Regions from separate parts of the Homo sapiens genome. Here regions 1, 2, 4, 5 and 6 are each linked to region 3. A link is a contact called in ENCODE Hi-C or POLR2A ChIA-PET data. All regions are on one chromosome and are shown on one strand. The core of a region is the stretch at or near the end of the contact, and the rest is flanking DNA. Distances in the headings are between cores, read along the strand shown. Region 1 holds the start of RPS6KC1 (ribosomal protein S6 kinase C1). Region 2 has its middle 85 kb from the start of MIR3122. Region 3 holds the start of ATF3 (activating transcription factor 3). Region 4 has its middle 42 kb from the start of MIR3122. Region 5 overlaps LINC02608 (long intergenic non-protein coding RNA 2608). Region 6 overlaps RPS6KC1 (ribosomal protein S6 kinase C1).

Region 1 (3,644 bases), core at 537-3,036, 440 kb after region 3:
AGTAGCAATATAGAGGTGAAACCAGATTGAATTGGACATGGGAATAAATGGGTGATGATGCAATGTTGATGTAGATTACTTTAAAATCAACTTAAACAACTTTGACGGTGAGTGGAAGGAGAAAGAAAGGAAGAAAAGAAGGCAAAATGAATAATGCCCTTTACTCCCTTCTCTCCTGGCTAACTCCCATCTCTCTTCCAAGACTCAGTCTTCTATCAGAAAGCCTTAGGCGATCTTCCATCCTGAATTGATGTGCTCTTTAGTACTCCATATATACATTCACCATGGTACTTATCACAGTATATTTTGTGTCTTTATTTTTCCTACTAGATGGTACTTGAGAACAGGGACTATCTACCTTTTTTTTTTTTTTTTTTTTTTTGAGAGAAGTCTTGCTCTTGTCCCCCAGGCTGAAGTGCAATGGTGCGATCTTGGCTCACCGAAACCTCCACCTCCCGGGTTCAAACGACTCTTTTGCCTCAGCCTCCCAAGTAGCTGGGATTGCAGGCGCCTGCCACCACGCCTGGCTAATTTTTTGTATTTTTAGTAGAGACGGGGTTTCACCATGTTGGCCAGGCTGGTCTCGAACTCCTGACCTGAGGTAATCCGCCCGCCTCGGCCTCCCAAAGTGTTGGGATTACAGGCGTGAGCCACCGCGCCCGGTCGGAGAACAGGGACTATCTTTGTAACTCCAATGCCAAATTGGCATCATGTCTGGCACATAGTAGGTGGTGAATTCAGGTTTAATGAATGACTAATAGACTTAGATATATGTAGGTTGAAAAGAAGGAGCCAGTGGTGAGAAAGAGATTAAACATACAGAAAGGAGATTTGGAATGTCATTGAAACAGTGTCTTAAGGTTTGCCAAAGAGGATGGGATTCAGATCACATGTGGAGTCATTAGCTGTAAAAATGAGCAAGTGATATGTGTACGTTTCAGACTGGCATGGAAATGTGAGAAGACAAAGGAATTGGTACTAAGGGCCATAGCTGCTTCTTCCTCTTCTTTTTTCCCTGTAAAGAAGAGTGGTGGTGCGGAGAGTAGGGAGGCAAAAGGAAGAGGAACAGAGTCTTTAGGATAATGGCAAAGACTTGGCATGAATATTTTGTGGAATGAAAAGGAACCTTGATCACAAAAAGATAAAGGAACTGCCAAGCGTTGATAACAACCTCAGCTGAAATTGGAAACTGTAGTGAGTGACTCGGAGAGGTCGAGTGACATATTTCTTTCTTCTAGCCAGAGGCGGACTCCAGATTTTCGAACCTGTGGGGATTTTTAAAAGATTGATATTGGCTTGGGAGCTTTTTTGGGTTGGGGGCTTGCTGTGCAGATGTGTTACAGAAAGGCGCTCAATGGAAGGAAATTCGTCTTAGAAAGAAGTAAGGGATATGTCTCAGAGAATGAGATGTTGCTGTGGGTATTTAAAATGATAGGCTGTGAATAGGTAAGGAAAGAAGGTGCTAGGCTATGGTATCTCTCCATCCCTTCAACACTCCACTTAAGTTTGTACCACGGCGGGGCGGAGGCAGGGAGGACCACGCTCTCCCGGTGTGGCGTGGCTATACCAACTCTCATAAAATCTCATAAAAGGTGACGGAGCTAGCGTACAAGAGGTCGTCTTTAGTGGAGAGGCCTGAGGTCTCCGCAGTGACGGGGGTGGCAGCGCGACCCCTTAGTCTTCAACTACAGGCCAGTCCCAGGTGCCCCAAAGGGGCTAGAATCTAAGGAGGAGTCTCCCCTCCCCCTAGAAGCGGGAGATAGCCTGGCCCGGAAGCTTCTCTGCTGACCCGGAAGCAGAGCTGTGCAGCTGAGGCGCCGCCGTGGAGCCGCCTTGGAGCCACCGCCCCCTCGCCGCTTCGCCGCTGCGTTGGGGAACCTGGACCGCGGCGGCGCCGGGTTTCCCTCATGATCCCGGGCGGGTGGCGGCGGCGGCAGAGGCGGCGGGAGGATGACCTCTTACCGGGAGCGGAGTGCCGACCTGGCCCGTTTCTACACTGTCACCGAGCCCCAGCGACACCCGAGGGGCTACACAGTATATAAGGTCACCGCCCGGGTGAGTGCCGGTGTCGGGCTGGGGTAGAGCTTGGATTGGGACCTGAGGATCTGGGGTGGGGACCCTGATGTGAGGGTACCTGACTCTGGCTCAGAGCCGAGGGTGGGACTGGGTGCTGCTCCTACTGGCGGGACTTGGGTGTCGGAGGTTGGGATTTTTAGAGTAGTGGCTGAGTGTGATATGCCCAGGGCTTCACTGTAGTAGGTCGTGGTAGAGTCCTCTTTCTGGGGGTGGGGCAGTCAGTGGTTGATGGTTTTAAATTGATGACTCAGTTCCCATCCCGTTTGGACTTTCTCTTCTGAGTTCGCAATTTGCAGAAGTGGTTTTGCTTGCTCCAGGAAGATAATGCAGATTAAAAAGTGTTAATTTATGTATTGTTTGGCTTATGTAATATAAGTTGTTTTTTCTCTTGACCTTTATCAGGTTTGCTGTGAGAAAGACAGATTCTTGGGACAGATGTCAGTGTTAGGCCACCAACCTAGGAACTGTGGATCCGGGCTTTGTCAAACCTTTGAGTTTTTCATGTTTTTCAGTAGGAGACGTGAAAAAAATCTGCTGAGGGTGGCTTGTGTGAGCTACCATGAGGGCACATTTTAAAGTTGGGAGGCTCCTTTACATCAACTAACTGGTCCAATTTTTAGTACCCACTTTATGTTTCATTGCTTTTGCCTTGAGTTTTAAAGAGAGTCTGCATCTTCTAGGAAAGTAAGAATAAATCAAAATTAAATAAGTATATATGTATGTGACGTATGTGTGCATGAATATATGTGTATAGTAGGCATTTTATGCACATCACCCAATTTAATTCTCATTTTAATGAGGAAGAAATAGATTAAAGCAAGTTTAGTAACTTGCCCAACTTTACATTGCAAGGCAGTAGCAGATCTGTCTGGGATCTGAAACCAGTTTTGCCTAACTCCAAGTTATATAAAATGTTAATAATTAACTTTATCAATTTTTAAAGAAGAGAGGTACAGATTAAGTAACAGTAGTTCAATATACATTTGGAGGATGTAAAGCAGGCCTTCAGAATAATTTTTTTTTTTTTGAGACGGAGTTTCGCTCTTGTTGCCCAGGCTGGAGTGCAATGGCATGATCTCTGCTCACCGCAACCTCTGCCTCCTGAGTTCAAGCGATTCTCCTACCTCAGCCTCCCGAGTAGCTGGGATTACAGGCATGTGCTACCATGCCCTGATAATTTTTTGTATTTTTAGTAGAGATGGGGTTTCTGCATGTTGCTCAGGCTCATTTCGAAGTCCTGACCTCAGTTGATCCGCCTGCCTCGGCCTCCCAAAGTGCTGGGATTACAGGCATGAGCCACCACACCCAGCCTGAGAAGAATCTTAAAGGTTAAATAGATCAGTTTGGGGCATGGGAGTGGCACGTGATGTATGGAAATGGTGCACAATTCAGATAAATGTGAGAAGGAGGGATAGATGAACATGTCTGTATAAAGATAATGAGAAGACCTGACCTGCTATTGCCGATTGCTGTTCGGAGAATAGAGGGATGTTTGTTGCTCCCTGCTTGCACTTAAGGTTGTTACATGGGTGGAATGTTAGTTTCAGGTTGTGTAAGAAATTTTGTGA
Region 2 (3,838 bases), core at 1,070-3,569, 450 kb before region 3:
GCATGTAGTAGGTATTCAGCAAATGACTCCTTTGAAGTAGATTTAGTTCTCATGCTCCTGTACTCTCCATGCATTTCTATTATAACTCTATTCTAGTCCCAAGCACTTGGTAGAATAAATATATTTCATTCATTCCAAACAGGCCTTAAAGTAGGATAATTTTGTGTTTCTGAGTGACAGGGACTATACCCTACCAACTTTTTTTTTTTTTTTTTTTTTGAGACGAGTTTCACTGTTGTTGCCCAGGCTGGAGTGCAATGGCGCGATCTTGGCTCACTGCAACCTTTGCCTTCCAGGCTCAAGCGATTCTCCTGCCTCAGCCCCCCGAGTAGCTGGGATTACAGGCGCCGGCCACCATGCCCTCTTGTTCGTTTGTTTGTTTGTATTTTTAGTAGAGACAGGGTTTCGCCATGTTGGCCAGGCTTGTCTCGAACTCCCGACCTCAGGTGATACACCCGCCTTGACCTTCCAAAGTGCTGGGATTACAGGCGTGAGCCACCGCGCCCGGCCCCCTACCAACTTTTTACCCTAACATACAGTAAGTGTTAACACCTGTGAGTGTGAGTGTGAGTGTGTGAAGGTTAACCTGGAAGCATTGTGCTTGATGGCCTAGAAAGGGAACAAAGAAAATCTTGGCTGCAATGGTCAGGGCTATTTTATTCTTCCCAGTACTAGTAGTGCCTGGCACATTAGAAGTGCTCACACACATTGGCTGAATAAATGAAGAATCCTGCATTCATTCACCCTAGTTCTAGCTGTAACAATAGAATCCTATTCACTCTGGGTAGTTCTAGAGCCAGTTAGAGATATTGTATTGCATTCTGGAGACCCTCCAAGTCCAAGGAATTTCACCGTGTCTACAGAATACCCCTGTCTCCAAAGAAACTACATTTCAGTTCCAAGTAGTTGTACCACAGTCATAAACACAACCACAAAGGAGAAATGGAAACAAACCACCAAAACACTGTGACTGGGAGGCCCAACTCCTCTCAACCACTGAAGAGCAGTTTCTAAACAAACACAAAGGGAATTGTACCTGCTCTGGGTCCTGCCAAAAGAATAGAAAGCAAACCCAAGAAAGTCAGACTGGCACCAAGTGAGAACCCAACAGGGCCAAATAGGAAGCTCACTGGGGGAGGAGAGATGCCAGGATTAGTGGTGGTAGGAGGTTGACCTAATTCCACTGTGTTCAAGGGATATTACTGCCTGGTCCAATGAGTCATACAGCTCAGGCATGTCATATCATTTTAACCACAGATAATAAGAATAACAACCTCCTTTTATTGAGTGATTACTAAGTACCGGCCCTATGCTAAGCACTCTTTACACATTAGCTCACTTTTGCTAAGACTGGGCAGGGAGGTAATCAAGTCGCAGGAGTCATCCAGGTAGGCAAAAGAAATATGAAGGCAAGCGCACCACCAAGGCTGAGGACAGGAAATTTGGATGTTGACAGACAAGTGTCTGCCCCACCTCTAATTCGTTAAGCTGATGATTCCCAAACACACATCGGAGTAAACTGGGAAAGTTTTCAAAAGACAGCTTTCTGAGTCCCCCTCAGACTCACTGAATCAGAATTTCTAAGGACAAGGCCCAGAAATCCATATTTTTATCTATATTTTTAAAATCTATATTTAAAAATCCCAATTTAAAAAAAAAACCACCCTGAATTCACACTTGTGAATATCCCACATACACGTGGGCCCTTAAAGAAAGTGCAGATGCTAAAATAACCCAGGACCCTACATTGGCTTATTCCCAAACTGCTTTCATTTAGTCCCAGCTCTACTGGGTCTCAAATCCATGGCTCTAAAACCCTAGACATTCTTTGGGCCTGTGGACAGGTGTTTCTCAGGCTTTGCATCTGAGTTAGTCCCCAAATCCTTAGGATTAACTTGACTCCTGGGCATTTTGTGCCACTATAGGTGGTTACGTCCTCCCACCCCAGACATTTGCATCTAAACAAGCAGTGCCAGAGCCCTGTTAGTGAGGATGAGTAGGGGACACTTGGACCCAGGATACCAGCAATGAGACCATCATACAGAAGGATGAGTGTCCTGCAAGACCTGGCCCAACTAAAAGCCTCATAGCTATTGCCTGTTAGGGGAGGAATGAGTCTCTTAGCAGTCCCTGAGCACACATTGAAAAAGGATGCAAGTGAGGCGGCGAATGAGGGGTCTGAGCTTGAAGGTAGCCCTAGGACCTCCTCAACAGGCTCCCAGGTTCTGAATCCTGTTCACGAATCTTCCTTCTCCTGCATCAAGAACCATCTCCACCAACCCCCATCTCTGGTCTTTACCACAGGAAAACACCTCTGCTCAATCCTGGCAACCATCCACCACCCACAGACAAAAATAGACCAGCTGGCCTCTGCAAGCACGTTGCTTTCACTGATGAGAAACAAACACCCATTTAGTTTACTTTCTCTTCAAAAGTCCAGGAAGCCTCTTGACAGAAGATACTGGGAAGTTTTAGTGAAGGCCAAGGGCTTAAGTTTTGAAACCTAAACCATTTGACAGGCCCCGTGAAGGTGAAACTTATGGTCACATTGAAGCTCTTGCACTTTGAGTCTCATTTGCTAAATGTAGTAAGGCATTCATCGGGGTCTCTGAGACGCAGAAAAAAATGTAACGACAGTGAGGCATATGTGTGCTTCACGCAAGAAAGAACTTTTTTTTTTTTTTTTTTTTGAGACAGAGTTGCCCTCTTTTACCCAGGCTGGAGTGCAGTGGCACAATCTCAGCTCACTGCAACCTCATCCTTCCAGGTTCAAGCAATTCTCCTGCCTCAGCCTCCCAAGTAGCTGGGATTACAGGCGTGCTCCACGACACCCAGCTAATTTTTGTATTTTTTACAGGGTTTCACCATGTTGGCCAGGCTGGTCTTGAACTCCTAGCCTTGGGTGATTCACCCGCCTCAGCCTCCCAAAGTGCTGGGATTACAGGCATGAGCCACTATGCCCGACATGAAAGAACTTTCTAATGGAGTTGACCATCAGGAGAAGAGTCTGCCTGGGAGATGTGAGATCATTTCCATTGGATGTGACTCTAATTATCTATCAGCCATGCCATAGGTGTGAGGTTGGACCAAGAGAACCTTTAAGATATCTTCCAAGCTCTAACTCTACGACTCTGTAATCATTATCACCATAAACTGGGCACCTTTTCCACAAGGGGCTTGTGTAAAATGTGGAACAATCAACTTGGAAAAGGCCTATTCAAGAATCAGAACTTCTTGTGTTCTGAGGGATATTCCTACAAATCTCCGAGGACATAATAACTTACCAATATATAGTCTAGGAATATTTCTGAATGTTTCAGTCACTGAGAGTCCAGGAAGCCTCTCTTCTGGACAGTGTCTGCTAATTAGCTCCCTTGTTGAAATAGTCTGTATCCACCACCAAACACCCTGAGAGTGCTATCCTTTCCTGATGGATACATTATAGTTTATTTCTGAAATAGTTTATCTCTCAAATCTCTCTCTAACTCACACCTCTCCCCTGCTTAGATTGTTCCAATCAGTTGGACATTTTATTTGTATTTCAAACTACCTACACTTGAATATCTGTTAGACATTTTAAACTGAAAATACCCCAAACTCGTCTTCTGCCACCAAACTTGCTCCTCCCACCAAACTTGCTCCTCCCACAGTCTTGCCTGTTTCAATTAATGGCAACTCTATCCTTTCAATATGCTGGGACAAAAACCTTGGAGTCATTTGCGACTTATTTTACACCTTATAGCCAGTCTTTCAGAAAAACCTGTTGTTCCTACTTTCAAAATATATTCAGATTATGACCACTTCTCATCACCTGCACTGCTGCCACCTGGTCTAAGGC
Region 3 (3,674 bases), core at 253-2,752:
CGGCCGCCTCTCTCCCAGAGGCAGGTGGAAAGGAGCAGGTGTTTCTGCCCTTCACCGTGCCCCCACACCCTGCGGCCGCGCAGGTCTCCCTCCCAGGCAGGTGCGAAAGTCCCAGGCCACACTTGTGTCTACAAATAGTCATCCACGGGCAGTCAAGAAGGTTCCTTGGTTCTGCCGCTCTCTGAGCAGAAATTGTTGGGGTCGGGGAATAAGAACCAGGAAATCGTTTTTAAGGTTCAAACCCAGTTCTGCTGAGGTCTCAGCTCGAATCTCGGACCACGGGGCCCCGCCTTTCCCGCCACCCTGGCTTGAGGGCAGAGGGGATTTCTGCTGCGGGTTCCGCCTGTGGTCATTGCGTCCCCATTCCGGGCCGTCCGGTCCCAGTCCAATCGGCTCTGGGAGCAGAAGAACACGTGAAAGCTGAACATGGGTTTTCCCTAAATATTGCCTGAGAGCGGGGCGACCCCCAGGCCTGGGCAGGTTCGCGGACCCCAAAGCACCTTCTCTTTCCCCCTCCTCCTGGCCGCTGGCTTCCGCCCCCTCCTACCCTCCCACCGGGTTGCCTCTGATTCCTCCTGGACTCCGATCTTTTCACGCTCTTGTTGGTTTCACTGACATGTTCTTGTCAATTTCAAACGCTTTGTGATTGTAAAAAAAAAAAAATCGAACCGATACGGTCCTACCACTCGCCCTAGTTTCGGAGCCCGGAGCTGTCCTGCGTGTGCGTCCATGTGGAGTGTCCGGGGCTGCGGGCTCGGGCGCACGGTGCCAGCCGAGGGCTGCCCTCCGCTTTTGTGTTAACCGGCGGGCTTCTCGCGGTCCCCGCCGCAGAGGTCACACCCGGCGGGTAACGGCGTGGATACACCGAAGGGTGACTTTGGACACCTTCCCCACACCACAGACTAACGCTTCTGCCCCTACTCCGCCCCTGCTAGAGAAGTAGGAGGCCAGTGGGGGAGGGGGTATTTTCCTGAAGCTCCAGAAAATGACCACGCATTTTAGAGAAAGGTCGTGCCCGCTTCCCAGCCTCACCTAGTCTGGGCTGGGGCCGGGACCCGCCTCCCCACCTTCCCCGCCCCCCCCGCTCTTCAACCTAGCGGAGGGACAGATGCCAGCGCGGTGGAGTCATGCCGCTGGCTTGGGCACCATTGGTCATGCCTGGAACACGCAGCAGCGAGTACGCACATCTGGCGGCTATCCCGGGCGGCTCCGGTCCTGATATGGAGAGAGAGGGCGGGCTGGTGTGTGTCTCAGTGAGCGAGGCTGGGGGAACGCGCCTGGGCTGGCTCCTCCCCGAACTTGCATCACCAGTGCCCCCTCTCTCCACCCGCCTTCGGCCCCGCCTTGGCCCCTCCTCCACCCCCCTTCCTCCGCTCCGTTCGGCCGGTTCTCCCGGGAAGCTATTAATAGCATTACGTCAGCCTGGGACTGGCAACACGGAGTAAACGACCGCGCCGCCAGCCTGAGGGCTATAAAAGGGGTGATGCAACGCTCTCCAAGCCACAGTCGCACGCAGCCAGGCGCGCACTGCACAGCTCTCTTCTCTCGCCGCCGCCCGAGCGCACCCTTCAGCCCGCGCGCCGGCCGTGAGTCCTCGGTGCTCGCCCGCCGGCCAGACAAACAGCCCGCCCGACCCCGTCCCGACCCTGGCCGCCCCGAGCGGAGCCTGGAGGTGAGCGCTGGAAGCCGAGGGAGTGAGCGCGACGAGGGCTGCTCGCCTTCATTCCCTTCGCGCCCCTCTAAGTAACCAGTCCGCCGACCCCTGACCCACCCCGGATCCGCGCCCCCAGCCTCCGGCTTGGAAATAACTCTGGCTTAAACTTCTTCTAAGCCACCGCTGCTCCTCGGCGCTTCGAAAAGTTTCCCGCAAAGCGAAAGAACTAACTTTCTCTTTTGACTTGGGGCGCGAAAGGTTCCTGGTGACGGAGGTCGGGCGTCCACTCTGCCGCCAGCCTCGAGCGCCGCTTCTCTCCGCCGACGGCGCTGGCTTGCCCGGCTGGGAGAGGGCGTAAGGTGGGTGGGCGGGTGCGTTGGGGTGTCCGAGGCTGCCTCGCTCGCCGTCCCGCTCCATCCCTCGCTTCGAGACACGGCACTGTGGGAGCCGATCCTTCCCGGGTGGGGGGGGGGGGGCGCAGAGAGGCACGAAGGCCGGAGGCTTGCGGGAGGGCTGCCCCACGCGCCGAGAGGAATGAATGGGGAAGGGGCGAGAGGGCGGGAGGCGTCCCGGGCGCGGCCGCTGGGGGTCGCCCTGGGTACCCCGCAGCACTGGCGGCAGGACCGTGAAGGCAACCCCGAGAAAAAGTTAGCTGGGATAAGCTTGGAAGTGGCGAGCGCTGGTGTCGCGCTGTCCCGGGGCGGAAGACGGGGAGGGCTCCCGGCAACGGCTGGTGTCCGGACCCCGAGCCCGGGACTCCCACACACCTGGGACTCTCACTCTGGCTTTTCCTTCGGCGGGTCCGCGGGAGACCCACCGTGGCGGGGAAGCGAGGGTGTGGAGCCACTTGTGCAGATATTTGAGAGAATGGCTTTGTGGTCTAGTGCCAGGACTCTGAGCGCTTACACTGCAATCGATGTCGTTGGGCCTCAGTATGCGGAGCCGGGAAATAAGGGCACATGGGCAGTACCGGCCCCCTCTGCGTGTTGGAGGGCACAATGCAGTGGTTGGACCAGATAACTACTAAGGTCCTTTCTGTCTGGAGATTTTCAGATTTTGGAGTGGTGTAGTGGGGAGAAAAGGAGCCAGTGAGGGGACTTGAATGGGGTGGGTCTCTATCTAATGTCATTCACCAGTGTCCAGACAGTGGGGGAAAGGGGACTTTTCTGCAGGGCATCTTTTCCCTCACCAGCTTTCTTTCCACTGGATTCGTTCTCCTTCTCTGCTCCCCCCACTCCCATTTTCATTTCTCATCTACTTCCTTTCCTCCTAAACATTTTCTTTTCCCTAATTTCATTGCATAGGTCACATATGCTTTCTTACAAATAAAATAGTTACTAAATCCTTGATGAACCCAGAAAGAAAAGGAGAGCCAGAAAATCTGGATGTTCTCTCAGTGTACCCCTTTCGTTGTAGGTGACAGTCATATCTTCTGTTCGAAGTTTCTGTCTCTGTAACTTAAAGTGAAGGCAAAAAATTGGTATTACTGTCCCCATTGTTTTGCAGTTAGCATTGGTTGTAGAATAATGCTACAACATACAGGCTCCTGCTTTGAGGATATCCTGGGCAAAGATGGGATGGGGTGAGGATTGCAGTTACTGTCGGAATGGTTTCAGAGACAGCAAAGAAGGCAGCACCCCACGCCCGCAGTGGGGATAAGATACAGCACCCAGCATCTGTGGCAGTGATGGGAGCCTTCTTTTTCTCTCTCTCTTCCTCCTTGCCCTTTAGCCATTATAGAATTCCTTTTTCTCCATGGCCGTTTTCTTCGATAGCCCCTCCCTATCTCAGTCCTGTCAAAGTCTCCTCTGTGATTGGTACCAGGTGCCAGGACTCTTGACCCCTTATCTACCTGGCTAATGGCTCTGTTCTCTGGTTGCCTTGTTGGTTGATCCCTTGAGGCGGTCGATACCTATTGGTGATGGAGCAAAATGAGCAGTCGGTGGGTGTTCAGCAGCTTGGCATGGGCTGGGCCACTCACCAGCTTTATGACCTCAGGCAAGTCATTTTTACCTCCCTG
Region 4 (3,895 bases), core at 333-2,832, 490 kb before region 3:
AGGTTGCAGTGAGCCAAGATCACCCCACTGCACTCCAGCCTGGGCGACAGAGCAAGACTCCATCTCAAAAAAGAAAAAAAAAGAAATATACATACGTCCAATTAAGAGTGAACTGGGGATGATTTAAAAGATTGCTAGCTGCAGCAGAAGCTCTGATGAAAGTCAGCAAACTTTCCACAGAGCTCTTAAGAAGAGAACAGTATAAATGTGTCACCCAGATACCATAATCTTGACTCTGCTATCTACTGATCCTGTGACCTTATGCAAGTTACTTCATTTCTCTGAGCCCCAGTGTCCTCACTGAAAAACAGGAAAGGTGATAACAGTGCTTTCTCTGTTGTCATCGGAGGATTAAATAAATTACTATATATGTAAGGTGCCTAGGCAAGTGTCAGTCGTGTACTACATTTTAACTTTTTATGATTATCCTGGGGGTGCTAAAGTCCCTACCTTGAAGTGCAAATGGTGGGGAAGACAGTCAGACACACATGGTCTTAATGGAATGGGTTGTTGAAGGCTCCAACACCACAGAGAGCTTGTACGTTTTCAGCTGCACTCAGCAATCTGGGAGCAGAGCCAAAGAAAACTGAGGTAGGGATTACCCAAGGTGGGAAGTCAGCACAGGCGACCCAGGGAAGAGTGAAAGTATGCGGGACCCATGGGCACCCTGGAAACGGCAGGCCAAGGGATCCAGGCTGGATGTGGAGGGTGCAAGAGATTCTGGGAAGGGTGAGCAGGTGAGGAAGAATTACCTGAAGCAGACAGGTAGAAAGAAGCTAAGATGTTTGTGGTCAGAGTAGGGTTGTAAGAATTTGGTATGATATGGGCCATTCTGATGCCCATGTCCAAAGTATATTTGTTACAGTGAATGACAGGTTGGGCAGATGTTATTTGTAGGTTTTAGAAAACAATAGTGAAGCTAAGATACCAGAAAAGTAAAAAAACAGGTGACAGAAGAGGAAGTTGTCATGAAAGCTACAAGGCAGGTGTTAAGCCACTGAGGAGGGCAAGAGAATGTGCTGGACACCAGCGAACAGTTGAGTGGACTGAGCCAGCAGTAAAACAGGATGATGTGCCCAAGAAGGGTGGGGAAGCCGGGGTCTGGAGAAGCTGGGGTCAGGAGGTTGGAGAATGTCAGCCTGTTCTGACCCTGAGGAAGAGAGATGGGGCCTGGTGGCAGGCCAGGTTTTCATTTAGGATGAGAAGGGGGAAGGAGTGTGTGTGAAAAGAATGGAGGAGGTAAGGAAAGGGTGTTCACCAGATAGCTGGTGCTGTACAGCCCAGGGGCACAGAGACACCTGCAAAAGCCCAGGGATAGTTAGCAGCAAAACGCTGTCCTGGATTACTGCCCTGCCAGGAAGTGAGAGTGAGAGGCCAGGTTATGTCCCCACATAGCCCTGCCAGGGCCCTCCACTGCAGTGCAAGAGACAGGCTTGCAGGACTCAGCCCGAGAAAGAATCTGGGCTCCTGAGTCAAAGCAGCATCCTATTTCTGCTACATTCAGCCTGCTGAGTAATGGCTCCAAAGGCAATGCCAGCAGCTCACAGGGCACAAGGGGAAAGTGAGAAGCAGGGCCTGGCACCTTATTTTTGGAGCTGCTGTCAAAGGCCCAGCCCTCTGGTTCTGTGTGCCTGACACTCAGCGACAGCTCTCAGTGTGAGCTTGGATAACCAGCCCTGCAGGCACTGGCTGAGGTGCCCAGAGAGGCAGGCCCTGTGAGAAAGACGAGTTATGTGACTTCACCGAAGACAGGGAGAATGGAGTCTTTACTTCTTAAAGGAGTTCTTACTTCTTGAAGGAGTCAATCTCATTGGTCATCCCAGCTGGGCTAGTGCCTCAGCCTGAAGTCCCTTAGGAGTGAGCCTTGTATTCTTTCGCTGCTCACTTGTTCTTTGAAAATTACCTAAAATGATGGTGACATGCGGAACACACACAAACTTGAGGTGTTTGTTAAAGTGAGCAGTTTGAGCTAGAGTGGACTTTGAGCTGGTTTCCAAAGGCAGGGATGCCACTCACACTCTCCCAGCCAGTCCTCCATGTGTCCCCAGTGATGCTCCTGGCTACAGCTAGGGCTCAGTCTAATGTGAAAACAGAGTGACATTAGTTGTCGCATAATCACAAAGGTCAAACTTGTGATCCTTTGAGCACAGTGCTCTGGAAACTTGAGCTAACTGGCCCTGAGAACCTTTGAGACCAGCCTTTGGGTTAATTTCTGCTAAACAGATAGAACCAGACTCAGCCCTGGGGATACTCATGGCTCTTGGATAGTAGATCTGGTTCCCTTAAATCTCCAGTCTTCCTTAGACCCATCCAGATCCCCCAAGTCTGGGCTCTAGGTGAGTAGCCATTAATATCTTAATTTCCTATATGCTGACCCACCTTTTTCTTTAAAAGTATATCCTATTGATTCCTTGGGATTTTTTCTTAGGAATTCAATTTCTCTCATATTAAATATGCTTATGAAATAAAGGAATTGGGGCCAGAAACAGTGGCTCACGCCTGTAATCCCAACACTTTGGGAGGCCAAGGCAGGTGGATCACCTGCAGTCGGGAGTTCGAGACCAACATGGAAAAACCCCGTCTCTACTAAAAATACAGAATTAGCCAGGCGTGGTGGCGCATGCCTGTAATCCCAGCTACTCCGGTGGCTGAGGCAGGAGAATTGATTAAAACCAGGAGTAAGAGGTTGCGGTGAGCCAAGATTGCGCCATTGCACTCCAGCCTGGGCAACAAGAGCGAAACTCCGTCTCAAAATAAATAAATAAATAAGTAAAGGAATTGGAATCCAATGAGATTGAGTGGTTTGCACTGAATGGTCATAAGAACTTTATAGCACAGCAGTGATTAGAGCCCCACAGTCTCTGCCTCTGTCAGTTGGCCCATCCTCCACCTGCTGACCTCTGGTTTGTGCCAGTCTAAGACCCAAACCACTTATGACCACAGGTGTGGACCTCTTCTATGTGATAGTCTGGACATCACTGTGTTGGGTAATGGTCATCACTACACTGGGGGAACTTTCTGACAGATTCCTTTCTGTGATAAGCCCAACCGGGTGGAATTCTATTGTGCCCAGAGATAATTGTCCTGCAGTCAGAGCATTCTATGTTTTTCTCTGTCGTTGATTAATCAAGAGGGTTTCAGGCTTCCCTGTAGGCAAAATGTCTAAAGCATAAAAATGGTGAGATCTGTGTTCTGAATTCCATTAGTTTTTCTGTGGCTACAACTGGGTCTTACTCATTTATCAGATTAAATGCAATAGTGTTAGAAACAGGCTGGGTACAGTGGCTCACGCCTGTAATCCCAGCACTTTGGGAGGCCAAGACAGGCAGATCACTTGAGGTCAGGAGTTCAAGACCAGCCTAGCCAACAATGGCAAAACCCCATCTCTGCTAAAAATACAAAAATTAGTCAGCATGGTGGCACGTCCTGTAGTCTCAGCTGCTTGGGAGGTTGAGGCAGGAGAATCACTTGAACCCAGGAGGCAGAGGTTGCAGTGAGCCAGGATCACACCACTGCACTCCAGCCTGGGTGACAGAGCAGGATTTCTTAACGTTTAGAGGTTATCCACATTTTTGAGACTCTTTGAAATCTAAGGACACATACCCCAGAAAAATTCACAAGATGCTTATATACAAAATGTTGCTTATAAGAGTGTGAGGAGGGGCTGCAAGTTTGTAAACCCTATAAAGCCCATTGATGGAGTCTGGGGGATTTGTAGATCTCTGTTTAAAGATGCCTTAAACTACTCTAAGCCAATTCAAGCTCGAGCACAGTGCTGATGGAACAAGGTTGGTAGGTTTGGTCCCTATGTGGTCGAGCTAACTTTGTACACAGGAGCTCTTATCTTAGAACCACAGAGTAATCTCAAAAGTTCAAATCTAGATGGAGGTTTAGC
Region 5 (3,790 bases), core at 186-2,685, 370 kb before region 3:
GGCGCAGTGGCTCACGCCTGTAATCCCAGCACTTTGGGAGGCCGAGGTAGGCGGATCACGAGGTCAGGAGATCAAGACCATCCTGGCTAACATGGTGAAACCCCATCTCTACTAAAAATACAAAAAATTAGCCGGGTGTGGTGGCAGGAGCTTGTAGTCCCAGCTACTTGGGAGGCTGAGGCAGAAAAAAGGAATTTATTTCTTACAGTTCTGGAGGCTGAGAAGTCCAGGGACAAAGGATTCCATCTAGTCGGGGCCTTCCTCTTATGGGGACCCTCTGCAGAGTCCCAAGGCAGCTTGGGACATCACATGGTGAGGGGGCTCATGAGAGAGAACCAACCTGGCTTTTTATAACAGACACACTCTTGTGATAACTAACCCACTCACACAATGATAACCTATTATCCATTAACCCAGGAATGGACTAGTCAATCCAATCATGAGGGCAGAGCCCTCATGACTCAGTCACCTCTGAAAGGCCCCACCTCCTGATACTGTTTCACTGGAGAGTGAGTTTCAACATGAGTTTCAAAGGGGACAGTTTCAAATTATAACAGTAGAATTATGTGCATGTCCAGGTGTGCCATTTAGTAGCTGTGAGACCTTAAACAAATTACTGTGCCTCAGTTTTTTTATCTGTAAAATAGAGATAATAATACTACCTACTTCAATGGTTTTTGGTAATGATTAAATGAGTTAATATGTGTAAAATGCTTGGCATAGTAATTGGCAGATGGTGTGTACTATGTTTTAGCTTTTAATATTATTATTATGCATATTATTATGCAACACACCCAGTCTAATACCTGGCACAGAGGAATGTTAAAAAAAAAAAAAAAAGTTTGAATCCCTGTGCTCTGACACCTTTAGCTCCAAACTTGCTGCTGCTACTCAGGATCTCCTTCCTCTCTAGTTGTCCTGTTTAGCTGAGCCTCTCTCCAGCTTATGTGAAACCGTGTCTTGGTAGCTGCTGGGCAATTAGGCATTCAAGGCCCATGTTTGGTGGCCTAGGTAGGCCAGCAGGCAAGTTCAGGAGGGACTGAATCGGTGAGAAGGACCAACAACTTTCACTGACCTCATGACTTCATTCCCTTTATTTGGGGTTCTAGCCTCAGGACACACCAGAGAGGGAAGCCACGGCGTGTCCTTCAGGCCTTCTCAGGAAGCAGGCTTTCCTGAAGGAAGCAGTCCCTAAAACAGACTTGCACCTCTACATTTTGTCAGCCCTGGCACATGCTGTAGGAGGTTCTGGGTTAGCTTCGATGGGGATGTTTTTTCAAGCCTGCAAACTGCAATAGGTGACAACTTCCAGTCCCAAGAGTTTGGCTGGCTCTGCGTTGAACACAAAGCTTCCACTTGCTGCTGAGGGCTGCTGTGCTCTGCCTGCCTTCCAGGGAGAGTTACTTCTGGAAGGCTGTCATGGAGGGAGGAGAGCTAGGCTGCCGGGCCAGCTGCCCACTACACTGGTTCAAACTGGCTGTGCTGGCTCAACAAGGAAAAGACAATCTCACTAATCAGCAGAATCAATCACAGATTAGGAGCTTACCCTGCGAAGGCACAGTGGAGGGTAAAATGGAACAGAAAACAAAGCCCATGTCCTCAAGGAGTTCGCCAAGCTGGTGGAGGAGACGAAAACACTTAAAGAGTAAACTAATAATAACAGGGTATCCGAAGTCACCAGTTTGTCCTTGCAGGTATCAGTGACCTATAGCACTCCTTAAACTCCTGTGGTTCTAGGTAAAACAAACCTTCCCAGCAGAGGCATAATACTACCTATTCTATACCAGGCATTCTTCTAAAGGCTTTTTAATATATTATTTTGTTTAGTTTTCACAGTGACCTTTTGTAGTAGGTGTTAATCTCCTCATTTTCAGATGAGGAAACTCAGGGTCAGACAGGCAAAGGGACTAACCAGAGATCCTCTAGGTAAGAAGTGATGGAACCAGGATCCAAAGCCAGGTTCTCTGGCTCTGGAGGCTGTCCCTTCACCCTCCAGGTTAAACTAGCCGGAGCCAGGGAGGGCGGCTCTGGGAACCACACTGGATAGGACTCCTTCCTCTCTGACGTTGTGGGGAATCCACTGTTGCCTGCTCCTGCCCTTGCTGACTAAAGGCCTCTTGTGTGTGTTGTGTTCAGTAACTTGAGGGAGAATCTGCTCAGTTTGTCCACCCACCACCCAAGGTAGGAATCCCTCTCAGGGAAGGGGTCTCCTGCCCCCTCATAGGCTTTGGGCCACTCCCAGATGGTTGCTTTTAGGGGAGAAAAGGATGCTAATCCAATCAGTTGTGACCAGGATGGTGGTAGTCACATGGCATAGGGGAATCAAATGGTTCCCCGTAACCATCTGATTGTTAGGAGGAGCTTGCCTAGTGCATGCATCTATAAAGAAGGATGTGACAGCTCCTTCCTCCCTACTTATGCTGTATTGCTGCTGGCTGTGCACTCAGAAGCCTTAAAAAACATACATGTTTGCACATAGTATATTTATAAGACTGTTAATAGTGAAAAATAAATGTAACTATCCAGCCATAGGGGATGTACCTAAACAACAGATTACCATATAACTGTTGAAATCAATGCTATATAAGTATACTTATTAACATAGAAAGATTTTTTTCAGTATGTTGCTAAATGTCAGGATCCACTTGAAAAACAGAATGAATAGTCTGATCCTATTTTCAGAAGGAAAAAATGTATATGTGTGTATAGAAAAACATTTTCATTTATACATCAACATATTAATGGAGGCTGTCTCTGATAGGAAGGATTTTAGGTTATTTAAGTTCTTTTTGCTTATGTGTATTTACATTTTTCTACAGTAAATATACATTTCTTATTTAATAAACCTGTTATTTTTAGAAGATCTAATGATGTTAGAAATAATCTTAATTTTATAAAAAGAATCATCTCACCTTAAATATGAGAAAACAAAATATCTGAATTTCTTGTTCTTTCTCCCTTTTTCCCCCTTGTTTTTGGTGGAAAGCAGATAGTATTCATTGTGGAGAATGATTCTAGGCTAGTAATTTACCTTAGAGCCATGGCATACGAGAGCTGGAAGAGATTTTAGGGATCATCTAGCCCAATTCCTTATTTAACAGATGAGGAAACTGGACTGAGAGGCTTAGCTAGTTCTATAAGTGCTCGGTAGCAAAACTTTGGTTGGAATCCAGGTCCTTGGACACAGTCCAGAGAATTTTCTTTTCTTTTCTTTTCTTTTTTTTTTGTTTCGAGACGGAGTCTCACTCTGTCACCCAGGCTGGAGTGCAGTGGCATGATCTTGGCTCACTGCAACCTCTGCCTCCTGGGTGCAAGTGATTCTCCTGCCTCAGCCTCCTGAGTCGCTGGGACTACAGGCATGTGACACCACGCCTGGCTCATCTTTTGTATTTTTAGTAGAGACGGGGTTTCACTGTGTTAGCCAGGATGGTCTCGAACTCCTGACCTCTGGTGATCCATCCACCTCGGCCTTCCAAAGTGCTGGGATTACAGGCGTGAGCCACTGCACCCGGCCCAGTCCAGGGCATTTTCTACACCACTATGACAGGCTGTTATATTTGCCTCGTTGACACATAGAGAGGACTGTAATCTTTTCGTGTGGAGGTAACAACTCTTAAGCGTAGAAAAGTTGTCATGCTGACCAGTCACTCTTCTTCAGTCACTATTCTACTGAGAGGAAAACATGGGTTTTAACTGATTGCAGATCCAATGTTGAGAGTTACGACATTGTGATGGGTGCTGGGAAAATAATTCTTGCAGTCCCTTATAGAAATCTCCTACCTAGAAATCT
Region 6 (3,787 bases), core at 632-3,131, 460 kb after region 3:
TTGTCTAATTTGGTAGCCATTAACCACATGTAGCTATTTTGATTTAAATTTAAATTAAGGCTTACAGTGGTTCTCACTTATAATCCTAGCACTGTGGGAGGCTGAGGCGGGAGGATTGCTTGATCCCAGGAATTTGAGAGCAGCCTGGGCAACATAGGGAGACCCCCATCTCTACCAAAAAAAAAAAAAAGTGTATATATGTGTGTGTGTGTGTGTGTGTGTGTGTGTGTGTGTGTGTGTATGCCGACTGTGGTGTGCCTATAGTTCCAGCTACACAAGAGGCTGAGGTGGGAGGATCAGTTGAGTCCAGGAGTTTGAGGCTGCAGTGAGCTATGATCATGCCATGGCACTCTAGCCTAGGTGACAGAGTGAGACCCTGTCTCTTTAATACAAAAATTTTTTTGAATTAATTTAAATGAAATAAAATTAATGTAGTTTCTCAAAGTAGCCATATTTCAGTGGCTCAGTAGCCACACACATGTGGCTAGTGGTGGCTGTGTTGAACACTGCAAATAGAGAACCTTTTTTTCCGTTATCACAGAAAGTTCTATTGCATAGCACTGTAGTATAAATTAATGACAATTACTACAAGATTTCACCAAGTTTATATATTCTGAAAGTTGGAGAATAGAGTGCAAGATATTTGTTCTCTGGAATTCTTAGGTGGGACCTTTTACAATGGTTAACCTGTCTGGTAGGGGACAGGAAACTTTTAAATTATAGAGTTCTTGCTGTGTCCTTATTTGTTGTTCACAACAGCCAGGCCAGGCAGTTAGTATTATCTCCGTTTTATCGATGAGATCAAACCTGTAAGAGGAACTGTAATTTGAACCAAGGTTTGTCTGACTTTACATCCTCTATTTTTTGTTCTTATTTTGGACTTTAGGGGTGTTGCTGAATGGATTATAATCCCTAGTTCATGGTGTATTGTCATTAGATATCAAAGACCCTTTTCTTCCTCACACTCCTAGGCAACCATTTTAATGTGTGTTTGATTTATCTTTTTTTAAAATTTTTTTTAAAGTGAAAGCAAGTTTATTAAGAAAGTAAGGGAATAAAGAATGGCTACTCCATAGGCAGAACAGCCTGATTTATCTTTTTGTTTATTTTTGCAAAATACACCATTGTAGCTTCAAAACCGTTAATTTGACACTTACATGGATGGTACCGTATTATGTAATCTAATGTGAGATTTTCCTAATTTAGGATGCTGTTTGATGATTTAAACACCTAGCCTTTTCAAAAGTTTTGTGAAAAAAATCTTTTTACCTGGTGTTAGACTTTTTGGCCTTTGTCATCAGGGAAGTCTGAAGGAATCTCTCCTTTTCCTCTTTGCTTAGGGAGTATTGATAGAAGGATTATTTGTCCCTGAATGTTTGTAAATAATTTATATTACTTTTGTTTTCTTCATCATAGGTAGCCAGTGATTACTTCTCATACTTCTCACATGTTGTGTCCGAGCATTGTAGCTGCTTTTTTTTAATTGAAAGTTTTATTGTGCTAATTGTAGATTCATATACAGTTGTAAGAAATAATGTAGGGAGATCCCTTGTACACTTTGCCTAAGTGCAGCTGCTTTTTATGCTTCTAATTTGTATATAGGCTTGCTGGGAAGGGGAGATGTGAACAAACTTGTTAGAATTATGTTAATTAAGTAAGAGTAAAGGCCAGATGCTTTTTCTTAAGAATGTAGTGAATATATGAACTTTAGCATGTGGACTTACTTTTAGCTGTTTTTTTGCTTAATTTTTAGTATTGTTAAAATAACATTTTTAGCCAAATTAAATTTAACAGAGTTTAATTGAGCAAAGAATGATTCACAAATTGGTCAGCCTCCTCAGCCAGTGTAGGTCCAGAGAGACTCCAGCGCAACCATGTGGTGGAAGATTTATGGACAGAAAAAGGAAAGTGATGTACAGAAAAGGAAACTGAAACAGCTGTATTGGTTCCAACTAAGCATTTGCCTTATTTGAACACTGTTTGAACAGTTGGCTCTCTTTGGCCAAAACTTGGTGATTGGCGCCAGAGTAGGTTACAGTCTTTACACATCTATTTACATATCTATTTCTCTTTCATTATGTACAGAGAAACTTTTAGGCCAAACTTAAAATATGTAGCCTAAGGGAGGTAACTTTAGGTTAAACTTGATTTAACAGTATGAATTTCAGATAGTGAAGTTATTATATAGCTGAGTTTTGGATAAATGATATAGTGTTTATTTTTTTAAGCAAATTGAATTTTTCATACAAATACTATTGGAAGTTAATTATACAAATATGAAATCTTAAATTTTGATAATGATTAGAGATTTCTATGTATGTTTTGTTTTAGGTTGTTTCACGAAGAAATCCAGAGGATGTCCAGGAGGTAACATTTATATGAAGATTTTATTTTATGTATTTGATAAAAATTTAACTAAATGCTTTTTTGAGGAAATTGCCTGAATCATTTGTACATCAACCTCTTTTTTTTGAGACGGAGTTTCGCTCCTGTTGCTCAGGCTGGAGTGCAGTGGCGCAATCTCGGCTCACTGCAACCTCTGCCTCCTGGGTTCAAGTGATTCTCCTGCCTCTGCCTCCCGAGTAGCTGGAATTACAGGCATCTGCCACCACACTCAGCTATTTTTGTATTTTTAGTAGAGATGGGGTTTTACCACGTTGGCCAGGCTGGTCTCGAATTCCTGACCTCAGGTGATCCACCTGCCTCAGCCTCCCAAAGTGCTGGGATTACAGACGTGAGCCACTGTGCCTGGCCTGTACATCAGTCTTTATATGTTTGCGTGAAGATTGTCTTCATTTCACAAAACAGTAGCTGAAGTGTCCTATTTGAGACCTACTAAGTAATTGTTAAGTTTTAGTAGGTGTTAAGTTATATAAATAAGAATTTAATGAATTATGGTGCTGTTTACTAAGTGATCATTGTTCTGGTAACTAGTGTTTACAAGATTTCAGTATCACTTAAGGGCCCCTATTTACCCATTTCAAGATCATAATGCCTGTGTAATAAAAAGTATTTGGTAACTAATATTTATTTTAAAGATTCTAACAGTAAATTATGGGTCTCTGCCTACTTTCACTTTTAGATTGAATTGACATGTTGACATCTTGGAAAACTGCTTTAGGCATAGATATTTCTTTTTTTTTAAACTTTAAGTTAGTAAGTTCTTTTGCAGATTCTTCTGTGCATTTTTTCATTTTTTTTCCTTCTTTCTATAATGGTACCAGCCTGTTATGTTTTGCTTAAAATTGTGGAATTCTCTATTTGTATTTACTTTGTGCTTGTTGTGTATCTTTAGGAATCCTTACTGAGGAGCTTGCTGCTTTGAATGTTTCTTGATTTATTTTCATTTTAGTCCCTGCTCAATTTCACTAAGACTAGAAGGACATATATCAGGATTTTTTCCGCCTCCCTAATGTGTTTAAAACAGATACTTTAAGTTTACAGTCCTGATTCTGCAACAGTATTGTTTTTTTTTTTTCCACAATTAAATATGAATGTCTTTGGGTGGTAGGTTGTTTCTGTTTAGCCACGGGTCCCACTACTCTACAGAAAATACCTGGCTTGATTCATACATTTAAGGTGACTGTTTGGTACTGGTTGATATGAGTGTATGGCCCCAGGTTTAGATAATATTTAAATTTTATACATTATCATTTCTGGCTATGTCTGATTTCATAGTTGTTTTTGTCCTATGATTTAAAACAGATATATTTTTATACAAAAATTAGCTGGGCATGGTGGCAGGCACCTGTAATCCCATCTACTTGGGAGGCTGAGGTAGGAGAAC

Evidence for each region. Hi-C counts contacts between places; a loop is a spot of excess contacts on that map. ChIA-PET counts read pairs that join two places held with the same protein, here RNA polymerase II (POLR2A). Pooled maps may share reads with other maps.
Region 1: a map of mammary epithelial cell shows a loop between it and region 3 (2.9-fold over the local background). The contact joins the promoter of RPS6KC1 here to the promoter of ATF3 in region 3. A Hi-C loop is called at or near these places in 2 of 168 maps with a recorded cell type or tissue (K562 and mammary epithelial cell) and 7 of 50 pooled maps. POLR2A ChIA-PET finds 5 or more read pairs at or near these places in 5 of 52 experiments (H1, MCF 10A, Panc1 and 2 more).
Region 2: a loop to region 3 is called in a pooled map, with 4 times the contacts of the local background. The contact joins the enhancer-like site here to the promoter of ATF3 in region 3. A Hi-C loop is called at or near these places in 2 of 50 pooled maps. POLR2A ChIA-PET finds 5 or more read pairs at or near these places in 2 of 52 experiments (H1 and K562).
Region 4: a pooled map of gastrocnemius medialis shows a loop between it and region 3 (6-fold over the local background). The contact joins the enhancer-like site here to the promoter of ATF3 in region 3. A Hi-C loop is called at or near these places in 1 of 50 pooled maps. POLR2A ChIA-PET finds 5 or more read pairs at or near these places in 2 of 52 experiments (GM12878 and activated T-cell).
Region 5: a loop to region 3 is called in a pooled map, with 2.3 times the contacts of the local background. The contact joins the enhancer-like site here to the promoter of ATF3 in region 3. A Hi-C loop is called at or near these places in 4 of 50 pooled maps. POLR2A ChIA-PET finds 5 or more read pairs at or near these places in 3 of 52 experiments (AG04450, HEK293T and activated CD4-positive, alpha-beta T cell).
Region 6: a loop to region 3 is called in a map of PC-3, with 7 times the contacts of the local background. The contact joins the enhancer-like site here to the promoter of ATF3 in region 3. A Hi-C loop is called at or near these places in 1 of 168 maps with a recorded cell type or tissue (PC-3), 2 of 37 single-sample maps with no recorded cell type and 7 of 50 pooled maps. POLR2A ChIA-PET finds 5 or more read pairs at or near these places in 3 of 52 experiments (K562, PC-3 and activated naive CD4-positive, alpha-beta T cell).

Annotation. Positions count from the first base shown.
Region 1 is chr1:213,049,455-213,053,098 of GRCh38, forward strand. RPS6KC1 (ribosomal protein S6 kinase C1) reads left to right here and starts at 1,787. Exons shown (of 15, transcript NM_012424.6): 1 at 1,787-2,055. The coding sequence starts at 1,951. RefSeq lists a silencer at 1,916-2,015.
Region 2 is chr1:212,160,417-212,164,254 of GRCh38, forward strand. No RefSeq gene overlaps it. Among named protein-coding and RNA genes, the nearest start is that of MIR3122, 85 kb to the left of the region's middle. RefSeq lists an enhancer at 817-926. Within about 2 kb of position 2,320, at least 7 of the 41 ENCODE cell types and tissues checked have a DNase peak (open chromatin) inside an H3K27ac peak, as active enhancers do.
Region 3 is chr1:212,607,259-212,610,932 of GRCh38, forward strand. ATF3 (activating transcription factor 3) reads left to right here and starts at 1,503. Exons shown (of 4, transcript NM_001674.4): 1 at 1,503-1,672. RefSeq lists enhancers at 171-1,128, 1,129-2,086, 1,825-1,884 and silencers at 1,165-1,374, 1,995-2,134, 2,145-2,324.
Region 4 is chr1:212,118,074-212,121,968 of GRCh38, forward strand. No RefSeq gene overlaps it. Among named protein-coding and RNA genes, the nearest start is that of MIR3122, 42 kb to the left of the region's middle. Within about 2 kb of position 1,583, at least 6 of the 41 ENCODE cell types and tissues checked have a DNase peak (open chromatin) inside an H3K27ac peak, as active enhancers do.
Region 5 is chr1:212,237,361-212,241,150 of GRCh38, forward strand. LINC02608 (long intergenic non-protein coding RNA 2608) reads right to left here. Exons shown (of 4, transcript NR_125984.1): 2 at 1,547-1,616. Among named protein-coding and RNA genes, the nearest start is that of LINC02608, 46 kb to the right of the region's middle. Within about 2 kb of position 1,436, at least 9 of the 41 ENCODE cell types and tissues checked have a DNase peak (open chromatin) inside an H3K27ac peak, as active enhancers do.
Region 6 is chr1:213,068,675-213,072,461 of GRCh38, forward strand. RPS6KC1 (ribosomal protein S6 kinase C1) reads left to right here. Exons shown (of 15, transcript NM_012424.6): 2 at 2,332-2,367. Among named protein-coding and RNA genes, the nearest start is that of RPS6KC1, 19 kb to the left of the region's middle. RefSeq lists an enhancer at 1,767-2,066. Within about 2 kb of position 1,882, at least 2 of the 41 ENCODE cell types and tissues checked have a DNase peak (open chromatin) inside an H3K27ac peak, as active enhancers do.